Linked DNA regions of Homo sapiens: region 2 is linked to region 1. The links are chromatin contacts, found by Hi-C or POLR2A ChIA-PET in ENCODE. All regions are on one chromosome and are shown on one strand. The core of a region is the stretch at or near the end of the contact, and the rest is flanking DNA. Distances in the headings are between cores, read along the strand shown.

Evidence for each region. Hi-C counts contacts between places; a loop is a spot of excess contacts on that map. ChIA-PET counts read pairs that join two places held with the same protein, here RNA polymerase II (POLR2A). Pooled maps may share reads with other maps.
Region 2: a loop to region 1 is called in a pooled map, with 2.1 times the contacts of the local background. The contact joins the promoter of LINC01359 here to the enhancer-like site in region 1. A Hi-C loop is called at or near these places in 1 of 168 maps with a recorded cell type or tissue (lower leg skin) and 2 of 50 pooled maps. POLR2A ChIA-PET finds 5 or more read pairs at or near these places in 1 of 52 experiments (naive thymus-derived CD8-positive, alpha-beta T cell).

What each region holds. Positions count from the first base shown.
Region 1 is chr1:64,684,449-64,691,311 of GRCh38, forward strand. All of the region lies in intron 26 of CACHD1 (cache domain containing 1), which reads left to right. Among named protein-coding and RNA genes, the nearest start is that of RAVER2, 57 kb to the right of the region's middle. Within about 2 kb of position 3,368, at least 5 of the 41 ENCODE cell types and tissues checked have a DNase peak (open chromatin) inside an H3K27ac peak, as active enhancers do.
Region 2 is chr1:64,999,291-65,006,153 of GRCh38, forward strand. It overlaps LINC01359 (long intergenic non-protein coding RNA 1359), which reads right to left and starts at 3,186. Exons shown (of 7, transcript NR_119383.1): 1 at 3,039-3,186. It also overlaps a transcript of JAK1 not described here. RefSeq lists an enhancer at 3,202-3,281 and a silencer at 3,412-3,551.

The sequences.
Region 1 (6,863 bases), core at 2,118-4,617:
CTAGAAAAAAGCTTATAGAATAAGGATATAACAAAAGGAAATATTTTTGCACAGCTGTACAATGTGTCTGTATTTTAACCTGTTATTACAAAATAGTCAAAAAGTTTTAAAAGTTTAAAAGTTTATAAAGCAAAAAAGTTACAGTAAGCAAAGGTTTATTATTGAAGAAAGAAAAAAGTTTAATAAATTTAGAGTAGCCTAAATATATAGTGTTTATAAAGTCTACAGTAGTGTACACTGATGTCCTAGGCCTTCACATTCACTCACCAGTCACTCACTGGCTCACACAGAACAACTACCAATCCTGCAAGCTCCATTTATGGTAAGTGCTCTATATAGGTGTACCTTTTTTGTTTTTTGTTTTTTGTTTTTTGTTTTGAGACAGAGTTTTGCTCTTGTCGCCCAGGCTGGAGTGCAATGGTGCGATCTCGGCTCACCACAACCTCCACCTCCTGGGTTCAAGCGATTCTCCTGCTTCAGCCTCCCAAGTAACTGGGATTACAGGCACATGCCACCATGCCCGGCTAATTTTGTATTTTTGGAAGAGACTGGGTTTTTCCATGTTGGTCAGGCTGGTCTCGAACTCCCAACCTCAGGTGATCCGCCCACCCCAGCCTCGCAATGTGTTGAGATTACAGGCGTGAGCCACTGCGCCCGGCCACAGGTGTACCATTTTAAAAAATCTTTTATACGGTATTTTTCTGGTACCTCTTCTATGTTTAGATATATAAATACCTATAGTATTACCTACAGTATTGTGTACAATTGTGTTTTAGTTGCCTACAGTATTCAGTGCAGTAACATGTGGCACAGGTTTGTAGCCTAGAAGAATAGGCTATGCCATATAGCCGAGGTGTGTAGTAGGCTGTATCATCTAGGTTTGTGAAAGTACACTCTGTGACATTTGTGCAATGATGAAATTACCTAAGGACACATTTCTCATAATGTATCTCTGTCATTACACAAGACATGACTGTACCCTTGTACACTGTGGAGGTGGAGGGGGCTACAGATGGGAGTTGTTACTTCCTCAAGACAGCTTGGTGTAGAGGAAGAGCTTAGGAGATAGGGTAAAGCCAGTTCACTTTGAAGCCTACTTCTCCCCCTTTTTTTTCCACAAGCTGTTGAGACCTTAGTGAGCTACCTTAGACCTGAGTTTCCTAACACTTAAGGTAGGATTAAAAATTTTTACTGCAGTCTGGGCAATATGGTGAGACCCTGTCTCTACAAAATAAAAAAATTAGCCAGGCATGGTGGTACGTGCCTGTAGTCCCAGCTACTCGGGAGACTGAGGTGGGAAGATCACTTGAGCCCAGGAGGTCAAGGTTGCAGTGAGCCATGTTAGCACCACTGCACTCTAGCCAAGAACTCTTTGAGCTCTTTGAGACAGGGCTGTCTCAAAAAAAAAAGAAAAAAAAAATGCTGGGTGGAGTTGCAATGAGGATGAAATGAAATGACATATGATAGGCACGGTGCTCAGGGTTGACCTCCCTACCTCTGTGCCCACCCTGCCCTGAAGAAATTTACAGTCTAGGAGGAAGCTATAAATGAATGCATGTATTCATATGCTTGATAAAAGGTGGAATATGACAGCTTCCTTAAAAGAGTAAAACAAAGAAGGAAAGGGGTGAGAGTTCACTTTTATCTGCGAGTAAATTATGGGAAACCCCATGGAGGAACATGGCATTGACTGGCCCTTGAACTGGTAGGATTGTGGCGTCATGATTCTCTGCTCCCTGATAAGCGTATTTCCATGTGAATCCTTGAGTGTGTTACACAAAAGGAAACTCAAAAGAATTAAGTCTATAAATACATGACTACACAACGGCCTCGGCTCTCATGGTATGAGTTCAGAGTTGTGATCCTAGAATTGAATGAAAATTGAATGTTACCAAACTAAACTTAGAAACTTTAGGGTGTATTTTTATTTAGAAATATTTTATGTGGCCAACAGAATTTCGTTTTTCAAAAGAATCTAATTTTAATTGTTGTATCTTAAGAAAAACTACTCCAATTGAGAATGTTTTTTGAAAGTAGAATCATTTTGGCCCATAGTCTAAGACCACTTAGAATGATTGATTTTCAGCAGTGTTACCCTCACAAGTGGAGGTTAGAAACAATTACTACCTGTGTGTGTTTTCAACTATCTATCTGCTTTGCCCATTTCTCTTAAAAATATCATGTTCTGTCCAATCATCTATTGGCTTATTTTTAAGTCAAAAAACACCTGTACGTTATTTGTTCCTTGTGAATTTGTATTTTGGTTACTATCTCATCAGAAACTTTATGTAAGTGTATATTAGGCAACATTTTTTTCTTTGTAGAGGAAGATTTCTCCCTAGTTTGTGGCAAATTCCAAAATACTTAAAAAGCAAATGCTGAACCTTAAAAACCTGGTCAAAAAACTTTGTAGATGAACGTAAGACCATTTTCTAGAGGTGCACAAACATTCTCCTGCAGTTACTCTCTGTGGCCACGAGATGGTGAGTGAGTCCCCAGAGGGACGTCACACCCCTTATAATCAAACAAAGTTTCTTAGGAACTATCAGATAAATATATAAGCAGACTGTCAAAGAACAAAAACCTAATCTCGGCTCTTTTTGATAGATGCCTGACCTCCTTTCTAAAGCCCATTTCCCACTTGAGATTGTATTTGCAGACACTTTGCTACATAAGCCTTTGGATAGTAAATAAATTTTTCCTTGAAAGTGTTTGCAAATATCCTTTGTGTTTCAAATAGTGCGTCTTCCTCCATGAGTCAGGGACTATGTCTGTCTTAATTCATCACCCTTCCCAGTGCTCAGCAGAACTGCCTGGCACTGAGTAAACAATTAATTTGTTGAATACGAAAATGTGTTTGTCTTTCTCCTGCTTTTCCACAACTTGCTATTCCCTTCTCCCCTGACCTCTTCAGATTTCCATTAATGATTGAAATAAGAGGAAGTTACAGAGGAGTTGAGCAATGGTATCATAGTAAGGAAATTAAATGGAATGCCCTTAGTATGAGAGTTTTACTCTGAAAGCACCTCTGTTGAGGTTCCTATCAGAAAGCAGTAGCAGAAGAGATGGGGGTGCCATCCTGAGATGAAGAGATGGGTGCCCTCCTGAGTTGCCTTGGAGACAGCTGCACCATCACTACCGTCCTGGATGTGAACCCAGGACCTGTGACCAGCCAGGTTCAGAGTGTCACTGGACTCTGTCATAACCCATGGACAGAGTCCAGTGTATCCTAGAATGTCTGCATTATTAGATGAGACTAGTGAATGTTGTACCAGGCAAAGCCACAGGTAACTACAAAATTCACTGATGCTGTTGCTTTGAGAGTATAGTGTGCGTTGGTGGGGGGTGGGGCAGCAGTTGTTTTTAAGTTCCTGCTTTGTGTGAGTCACTGTGTTAAATACTAGGGATACAAAGATAAACAGGAACTTACAATTTAAGAAAGAATTTGCTAATGAATAGATAGCCTTATATTTTTTATTATAATATGGCAAAATATAAGAGATGTGCACAGAATGCATGTAAAATCACAGAAGGAGCACCAGCCCCCATGTGGGCTGGCAGGACTGGAGGTGGGTGGGGGAAATAGGTTGGGAAAGCTTCCCAGAGAAGACTTTCCAACTGAAGCATGAGGCACAATAGCAAGATGAGGAAGGTGGGAGGGTGAGCCAAGCAGAAGGGCCACCATGAATCTAACACCTCGAATGCTAACATGAATTATCAGTTAGTGTGTGGGTGCTTGTAAATGAGCAGAGACGGGAAGCTATCCAGGAAGTGTTTGAATAATCACTGGGATTTTGCTAAAATCCTGTTTTCTACTTTAATCCTTTACATGTATAGCATAAGGTGGTTTTAATATGCACAGCAGTTTGTGACTTAGATTCTGGAGCCTAGCACCCAATCTAACACTCCAGACTTAGCACTGCTAAAGCTGAGAAACCTATTCTGGCTCCTGGTCTCTTAATCCTGGGTAAGGGCATCACTATTTGCTCAGTATCTGAACCTAGAAACCTCGACCTTTTCCAAGGATGTCAGCTCCCTGGCATCTTCACCAGGCAAGTCCATTTGGTCACCAAATCCAGCCTACTGTGCACTTGAACAGTCCACACACTGCGACTGCCCTACTTTATGTCCTTGCCATCTCCTCGAGGCCCATGCTCCAGCACCCTGTCCTCTGAGCCTCTGATCCCACCTTCCTTCTGTCCAGCCTCCCCATTGCCCCCTGACCACTCCCACTGTCCACTACTAGATCATAGCTCATAGCTTCAGCCAGCCTTCTTGACCTGGTCTTAGCCTATCTGTCCAGTGCCATCTCCCACCGCCCCAACCCCCAGCACCAAGCTTTCACCATTCCCAGAAGCCACCAGAGCCCTTCCAGCTGTTGTACCATTGCATGTGCTTGGGCCCTGCTGGAGGTACCTTTACACCCCTGTCTTTACCTACTTAGCCCCTTTTCTCCCATCAGGTCTACCCAATTGTCACCTCAAGGATCTAAGCCAAGTCCATTGGCTTTGGAATTCCTTTTGTGTGCCTCTGTTTTAGCACATGGGTGTTTCCCCTTCTTGCCCTAAGGTAGGCCTCTCAGGAGCTGAGGCCTCACCTTAGCCCTTTCCTGTCCAGCCTCTAGCCTGGCACCTGGCACCAAGAAGGCACTCAGTCATGGTGGACACACATGTCTCCCATCCAAGTACTAACCAGGCCCGACCATGCTTATGGTGGACACATATGTCAGTGAACACTTCCTCTTCTGCCCTGAATTTGCAGATGACACTTCTGAGATTCTGGCTAGACATCTCCACATATGTGACCAACAGAGTCTCAAAATCAAGCTGTGCATAAACAAAATGTGTCTTCTTTCCTGAGACTCAATCTGTGAGTTGTCCTTTCTTATCCTTATAACTTGAAGTTGTAGTCACCTTTCACTACTCCTCACCCCCACAGTCCCCCACATCTGATGACTTACCAATTTCTCTTGCCTCCACCACTGAGATAGCTTTTAAATCTGTCCAATCCCACTGCCCTAGTTTAATTCTCTATCCCTCACGCGGGCTGTTGAAATAACCTCCTAACTGCTCCCTGTCTTTCCTTTCGCTTCATCTCCCAAACCACCATCCTCTAAACACAAATGATCATGCCATTTTTTGGCCTGCTCAGTATCTTGTGTGGTCTCTCCATTTGCTACTCTTCGGCACGGGCTTTATGATTTGACTTAACTTCATGCCTCCCACCTGCCCTACCCTCCAGCTACCTGCTAGCACTCATCCAAGCCACATGGAACAGGGATGGCCTTTATATCCACACCTCTATGGCTGTGGTCATCCTGTTCCTTTCTTTATATCCACTTATCAAACTCCTACTCATCCACTTAAGCCCAACTAAAATATACATTCTCTGAAGATTCCTTATTCCCCCAGGCAGAATTAGATATTCCCTCTTCTGGATTTTAATTATACCTCAGTTATAGCACTTACCATTATCTGTGTAAAAGGAGGCTTTGTTTTGTGAGCATCTGTCTCAAACTCAACTGTAAAATCATTAGGGAAAGATGACGTCTCTTATTCGTGTTTCCTCTTCTCCCGCTCCAGCCCCATAATGGTCTCCAATAAATGAATAAGTGAATGACCAATGCTGATATTTGTTTCATTTCTCAAACATTAGCTTTTGAGCTCCCTATGCAGGGACCAGGCTTTCATCTTTATATGTCTTCCAGTGCCCAACACAGTGACTTGTATATTATAGGTACGCAGTAAATATTTGTTAAGTTGGACTGACAGCTAAATAATTCTATCATTTGAGTAATGTTTCATTGAGGACAGAATTTTTGCACAGAGCATACAATTTCAACCACCAATGACTCCTGCTTGGCTGCATGCAAGAACATCAATTTTGCAGCCATGAATGTGACTAGCATTACCCACGGGTAAGTGCTGATTGACGCTAACTGTAGATGCAATGGAAATATTAATGAGCTGTTGCTTCTTAAAATGTTTAAAGGAGATTTTTGCAATATTTAAAAACATGCCAGGAATCTCAGAATGGAATCCTTTGATCAGCAAGGGCATTTGCCTTTGAAACATGTATTACTTAGAATACCAAAAGAAATTAAATTTAAATGGGGTGGGGGGCAGCTAACACAGAGAATAGCTGATTGCACAGCTAGTTGCCCTGGGTATATGTGGAGTTAGTGTTTCATTAGGCACTAGAACTTTGGGCAAATTCCTTAACCTCTCTGATCATCATTTCCCTGAATTGTAAAATGTATATTAAAATATATCACCATTGGTGTGCAAGAATTGCCTGACACAAGTGCCTGCTACCAAGCAAGCACGCAGGTGATGGTGATGGTTCTTTTTGTTCTATTGTGGCGTCACATTCAGGCATTCAGGCGGAAGCCCAGATTTCCGCACCAGCCCCAGTTGATCTGAATCCTGTTCAGATCTTCTTCTTGAAGCTGTCCATTTTTTGGATTTCTTTAATAAAAAAGATTATCTTTATCATAGGTAAAAGTGTAGAAAGATAGGTCCCCAGTGGTGGCTCGCCATGGATGATGGGATGTAGTGTGATTTTCATTTTTGTGTTGCTGGTTTGGGGATTTGGGATAAGGGTTCTTGTTTATTTTTTTTTTCTCCTCTGTACTTTCTCAGCTGTCTGAAGTGGTTATGTATTTATTGTGTCATTGTTTTTTAAGGGAAAAAAAGAGTTATCACTAAATCTCTTTAAAAATAAATTACTTTAGCATCTGCTGACAGTCTGCCAGTGTTTGCACCTATGTATTGCAAAGACAGGAATACCTCCCAGTGCCCTAGAAATTGTAGGTGAAATCTTCTGTCTGCGTCTTGAAGCTCTCAGCTGTGTGTTTGTTTTGT
Region 2 (6,863 bases), core at 1,936-4,435, 310 kb after region 1:
GCACATAAGATAACTCACATGTGTTCATTTATTTGAACACATACCTGGGCACCTTGTTTCTGTATAGGACATTCCCCTTGGCTCTCTCTTTGCCTTTCTCATCCTTCCTCAGTACTCCCCATTAACTTCCTCTCACTTCTCAATCTGTTGGTCTCAAGAAAGTCAGGCTGGGTGCAAAGGCTCATGGCTGTAATCCTAGCACTTTAGGAGGCCAAAGTGGGAGGATGGCTTGAGCCCAGGAGCTCGAGACCAGCCTGGGCAACATAGGGAGACTCCATCTCTACAATAGAAAAAATTAACTGGGTGTGGTGGCACATGCCTGTGGTCCCAGCTTCTTGGGAGGCTGAAGCAGGAGGATCACTTAAGCCAGGGAGGTCAAGGCTGCAGTGAGCCATGATCACACCATTGCACTCCAGCCTGGGCAACAGAGTGAGACCCTCTCTTTAAAAAAAAAAAAAAAAAAAGTCTACTGGTTCTTCAGGATCCTCCCCAAACTGGGTGGGCACCTGGCTGCCCAAAGCTTTCTCTAACAGTATCTACGGCACCTTGAACTACAGTGTATTTTTTTCAGGTCTGTGCTATAATGTATCCATCTCTATATTCTGGCATGTCTGGCATGTGATGGGCACTCAAGCAATTTTTGGTAAATAAACATTATAGAAAGTCTGGGAAAATACTGGGGGTTGGGGGAGAGAATCATAAGTTTTTTTTTTTTTTTTAAGATGGAGTCTCACTCTGTCAACAGGCTGGAGTGCAGTGGCACGATCTTGGGTCACTGCAACCTCTGACTCCCTGGTTCAAGCGATTCTCCTCCCTCAGCCTCCCGAGTAGCTGGGATTACAGGCATGTGTCACCATGCCCAGCTAATTTTGTATTTTTAGTAGAGACGGGTTTTACCATGTTGGGCAGGATGGTCTTGATCTTCTGACCTCATGATCCGCCCGCCTTGGCCATCGTAAGTCTTAAAAGATCATTGTAGGGCAATCCTTATTCCTGAACCCAGCAATACCACTTCCAGAAAATCTACCCATGCAAATAATTGAGAATGTGTTCAGGTATAGTTACAGCCTGGCAAGATGAGTCCTGCCTGTAATCCCAGATACTTGGGAGGCTGAGGTGGGAGGATCACCTGAGTCCAGGAGGTCAAGGCTGCAGTGAGCCATGATTGTGCCACTGCACTACAGCTTGGGTGAGAGAGACCCCATCTCTTAAAAAAAAAAAAAATAACTACAAAGCTGCACACTCCAGTCCTGTTTAAATAGCAATACTTCCGGACACAATTTTTAAGTTATTCAATAGGGCTTTGGTTAAATAAATGTACAATGGAATACGAAGTAGTGATTTAAAAACACGTATGGAAAATATTTTTCCATGATATTTGATTCAAAGGAAAAAGGTGACAAAGCATTGTGTTCGATGTGATTACATATAATGCTATACATCAGATTGTTAACAGTGGTTTTCTGGGTGGTGGGATTTCCATTTATTTTCTGATTCTGGAAAAAATCTGATTTTTCTGCAATGAATAATAATTATTTTTGTGATTTTTAAAAAGGAGGGTTTTTTTTTTGGTGGGGGGGCGGTTGGATTTTTGTTTTGTTTTGTTTTTGAGATGGGGTCTCACTCTGTGGCCCAGGCTGGAGTGCGGTGGCGCCATGGAAGTTTTTGTTTCTAAAGGGTCCTTTCCTTTGGAGCTCCAACTCTACTAAGAGGCCATTCATATTCCCAACATTCCAGGGTGCCCAAAGGAAAGACCTGGCCAGTTATTTCAGCATCAATTCACAAAATGGGGCGTTGGAAGGGGAAAAACAGCTGCTCTAGTTGGGCAGTGATTATTAAACCCCTCCCAAAAATGGAGTGGACAATTTCCAAGATCTCATCATGTTAGAAAACTTTCATTCGCCGATTTCACTTTTCAAGTGAATCCTAAAGCCTGTTTCCTTAATCTTCATAATTTTGGACATTCCACAGCCCGACCCACGCGTTTATCTTTCACTGGGCTGCAGTGATTCCCCTTGTTACCAAAAGGGGCCCAGCCTCCGCCAGCAGAGGCCTCCTGCGGAGCTGGGGGCGGGACCTCTGGGCTGGGTCCCCCTCTCCCTGTGCGCTGGCTGGCGGCGAGTGCAGTGACTGATTTCCTCTGCTCGCCTTCCCGGAGGTCCCCACCCACGCCACTGCCAACGCTCGGAGGAAGTCACGTTCAGGCCCCAGAGCTGGTCTGAATCTTCCAGGAGGAAAAGAGGGGGTGCATGTGTGCGTGTGTGTGTGGTAGTGTGTGTGTTGTATGTCTAAGAGGTAGCAAGTGTGTTTGTGTGCGTGATATGTGTGTTTGAGAGGCAGCAAATGTGTGTGTTGTATGTGTGTTTGAGAGGTAGAAAGTGTGTGTGTGGGGGGGGGGGTATGTGTGCCTGAAAGGCAGCAAGTGTGTGTGCGTGTGGTATGTGTGTTTGAGGGGCAGCAAGTGTTTGAGTGTGAGTGTGTGGTATGTGTGTTTGAGGGGTAGCAGGAACCCTAGCTTGGTGTCTGTCAGTAACTAGATGGTGATGCAGGTAAGTGATTTTCCCGTTGAGTGGATTAAATTCCTAGTCTGTCAGAGAGGGTGTTGACCTAGAATGACTGCGCAGGTCTCCTGTCCAGTGTTAAGGAGCGTGAGTGCCCTGATGTCCCCAGGAGTGCTGCAAAAAGAGCAAAATGGCATATATCAGGCGTCCCCGAGATGCTGGCATCTATGTTAAAACTATCTTATTTCATCTTCCAACTACTCCTTACAATAGGTGCCCTGATCCCAATACAAGATTGAAAACTGAGGCTCAGAGTCTGCGGTATGCTGTCCAATATGTATGTATACACAAACACACACACGTATATACGTATGTTTGTGTGTATATACGTATGTGTATATATGCACATATATGGGTGTGTATGTATATATTTTACAGCCCATTTGGGCAAATGAGTGAGCCCCAGCCAGAAGCAAGCGCCCCCGCTGCCCCTGGGCAGTGGGCTCGGTACCGCCACGCACCCGTCCTATGTGTTACCTGGTCGCTGCTCACTGGAGTGAAAGCCATTTAGTGGCTGATCCAAGGGAAGTATGAGCTAGTGGCATGTCGAGACAAACCTGGATTTGATTCGCAGCTCTGCCTTCTGTTTGACTACAAGCAAGTAACAAGCTTTTGGAGCCTGTTTCCTCACTTCTAAGTGACGCTAATTATAGTATGTACATCACAAGGATAGTGACATAAGTGATGACTGTGACCAAACTTGGATCACCAAGCCTGCACCCAGGGAGCGCTCAGTAACGCAGCGCTGAGGAGTAGGCCACCCCGGAGGGCTCCAGGTTTCAGCGCAGGCTTCCGCGGAGCCAGCTGGATGCGTCACCATCCGAAAGTGCGAGCCTGGCCGGCGGCGGCGGAGGCGGGGGCACCGCGCAGTTGGAAGCCCGGGCGCTCTTACCGAAAGCGCGAGCCCGGACTTCCCCGCCACGATCGATGTGGCCAGTCTGCGCCTGCCGCAGTTCCCGCTCGCACCCCGGCCCCTCGCAGAGTCCCAGGAAAGCGCTGTGGCGGGCGGGCAGTCTCTGCCCCCGGGAGGGGACGCACGCACGCGCTGCTCCTTCCAGGTCCCGGCGGGGAAGCGATGCTTTCTTGGCCCGGGCTTGGGGCCAGCGGGAACCGGGCTGTCCGGCCGCGCCGTCGCGCCTCGCACGGCGTGAGACAACCTAGCTTTTTTTTTTTTTTTTTTTTTAAGAAAAGCATTGGCACCGCAGCAGCCTCCCCCGCTTCTTCCCTACTAGGACGCCCGCCTGACTCGCCCCATTGCACAATTCTTACCGTGGAACAGCCGCGTGACTCGGCGGGAGCCCAAAAGTTTCCCAGGTTTCCTCAGCCTAGAAAAGCGTGGGTGGGTGTCCCGGCCTGGCTCCAGGCGCCCTTTAAGTTGTATTTCTTCGGGTAACTGGGTTGCCCTTTAAAATGTGGAGATTGTCCTTTAGAAAGAAAGAAAATCTCACGAGCTCGCTGGCCCGCCAGGTCTAGGTTGGCGCCGGGTGACTGCAATGAAACGCGTTTCTTTTCCCATGTACATTTTCAGACGGTAAAAGTGTTTCGATTTGTTTGGGGGAGAAGTCAGGCGCTGGTTTTAAAGGAGGAAGGGGAATGATGCTTAAAAGCAGAGACACGATTTGGAGCTCTCCAAGAATCATAGTGTTTATTAACAATGATTGTGCTTAGTAGACACTGAGAAAATATCGAACGAATGAGTATTTGGAGGAGGGATTTAAATGGGTGTCTATAGGCCAACGCTTTCATTCTGCTGATGAGAAAACCTAGAGGTTAAGTGATTTGCCCAAAGTCACCTAGCTAATTAATGTGGAAGGCAGGAATGGAATCTGTCTCGTTTTGACTCCAAATTCTTGTTATGAGATGGGTGCGTTTTCCCCTCTTTATGAAAAAAAAAAATGCCTTCTGTAGTAATCTCTGTAAAGCCTTACTCCACTCCCTCTGTCTACGCATCTAAAGCAAACATACAAAACAAAAAAGAAAACAGCAATCCCCAAATGCAATCCATGCACTCAAATAGGCTAAATTTGGCAATGCCAAAACAATATATTAACAAGGCATTTTAGTTCTTATTCCTATAAATAACACTTTTTTGTTTTGTTTTGTTTTTTGAGACGTATTCTCGCTCTGTCGCCCAGGCTGGAGTGCAGCGGCGCGATCTCAGCTCATGGCAACCTCTGCCTCCTGGGATCAACTGACTCTCCTGCCTCAGCCTCCCGAGTAGCTGGGATTACAAGTGTGCACCACCATGCCTGGCTAATTTTTGTATTTTAGTAGAGACGGGGTTTCACCATGTTGGCCAGGCTGGTTTCAAATTCCTGACCTCAGGTGATCCACCCGCCTCAGCCTCCCAAAGTGCTGGGATTACAGGAATAAGCCAACCTGCCTAGCCAATAGTACTTTCTTATTCACACAAAATATGTGAAGAAAAGGAGGAAGAGGAGGAGGAGGAAAAACAGAATAAGCAAAACAGTGCTTCTCCAAGATGATATGGAAAATACCAAGCTCCCACTAACCTTACTTTTGTAAGTAAGGTGTTTGGTGCTCTGCATAGAAACTGCTGGACTCGTGAGTGACCATCAGGGTTGATCTAAGATTGTCAGTTATTTCACTCAGGCTTTGACTGGATTTGTTGCTCATCTTTCAGAATAGACAGATGCAATCTGTGCAAACACAAGGGACTTCAATGACAATCTTGCAAATAGCTAGACAGCTTTTGTCTTTGACGTTTCTAGGCTGACCAACTATACCAAATGTCTGATTTAGGAACCAAAATTGCAAAACAAGTAGATGTGAAGATCAAAGGAATCAAGACTATAAGTAGGGATTATGACTAAAAATTCTTTTACGTGTTGTCTGTGGTGTTTCCACAATAATAATTACAATGTGGTTATAATAATATAATCCAAGTACAACTTCTTATCCAGGAAGAAGCTGGGACTTCCAGTGATGAGCAGACCAGAAGACCAAATTGTGAAATGTCTCATTTCAGCCAAATACCTTCTGAAATGGAGACAATTCTCATATTTCACTCTGCTATCTTCACTACCCTTTATTTCTGATATCGTGAAGGTGGGGATGTATACTAATGTCTAAAAATTTTTGAAATTCTAAGAGGCTAAATAGAATCTGCTAATTTTAGTTTGATAATCCACAATATTCCTGAAATCAAAGCATCATCTCCTATATTTTTCCCATACTGTGATTTCTAGTTTGTCATTATACCAGGCTACTGAATCTGAACTCAAGAAACAAACAAACAAACAAAAAGCATTTTATCAAACGAAAACTGTAAGACCAGCCTGGCCAACATGATGAAGCCCCATCTCTACTAAAAATACAAAAATTAGCAGGGCATGGTGGCACGCACCTGTAATCCCAGCTACTGGGGAGGCTGAGGCAGAAGAATCACTTGAACCCAGGAGGTGGAGGTTGCAGTAAGCCGAGATCACGCCATTGCTCTCTAGCTTGGGCAACAAGAGCAAAACGCCATCTCAAAAAAAAAAAAAAGTGAATTTTCTGTGGTTATTAGAGGCTGGGAAGGGTAGTGGGAGGGGAAGATGATGAGAGGTTACATAACAAATACAAATTTACAGCTGGATGAAAGGAATAAGTTCTAGTGTTCTATAGCACTATAGGGTGCATACGGGTAACAATAATTTAATGTATTTTTTTCCAAGAAGCTAGAAGAGAGAATTTTGAATGTTCACAACACAAATAAATGATATACTTTCAAGGTGATGGATATGCTAATTACCCAGATTTGATCATTGCACATTGTACACATGTACTGAAATATCATTGTATCCAATAAATATGTACTATGTCAACTAGAAATAAGAGGGAAAATCAATTAATTCTTTAAAAATATGTGAGTTATCTCCAATTGACCTATAGATTTGATTGCAATTCCAATTAAAATCCCAGCAGACTTTTTGATGGAACTTGACAACTTAATTATAAAATGTATATGGAAGTGCAAAGGGCCAAAATTAGCCAAGATGGTCTTGCAGAAGAATAAGTTATAATAAGATGATCTTGCAGAAGAATAAGTTGCCATTCCAGATATTAAAATTTTAAAAGTCATAATAATTAAGATAAATATAATTTGTGAACTCTCATGCTCAGACACCAGTCACACCCATTTTAGGACATCTCACAATTAAATGTTTCACTAACCTTGATGTCTACACTAATATAGAAGTAAACAATAAATATGGGCTTTCTAAGCAAGAGAGATTTTATCTCTTCACATAAGTGTGAAGAAATAATATAGAAGTATCTGTTCCTTATAATGGAGAGTTG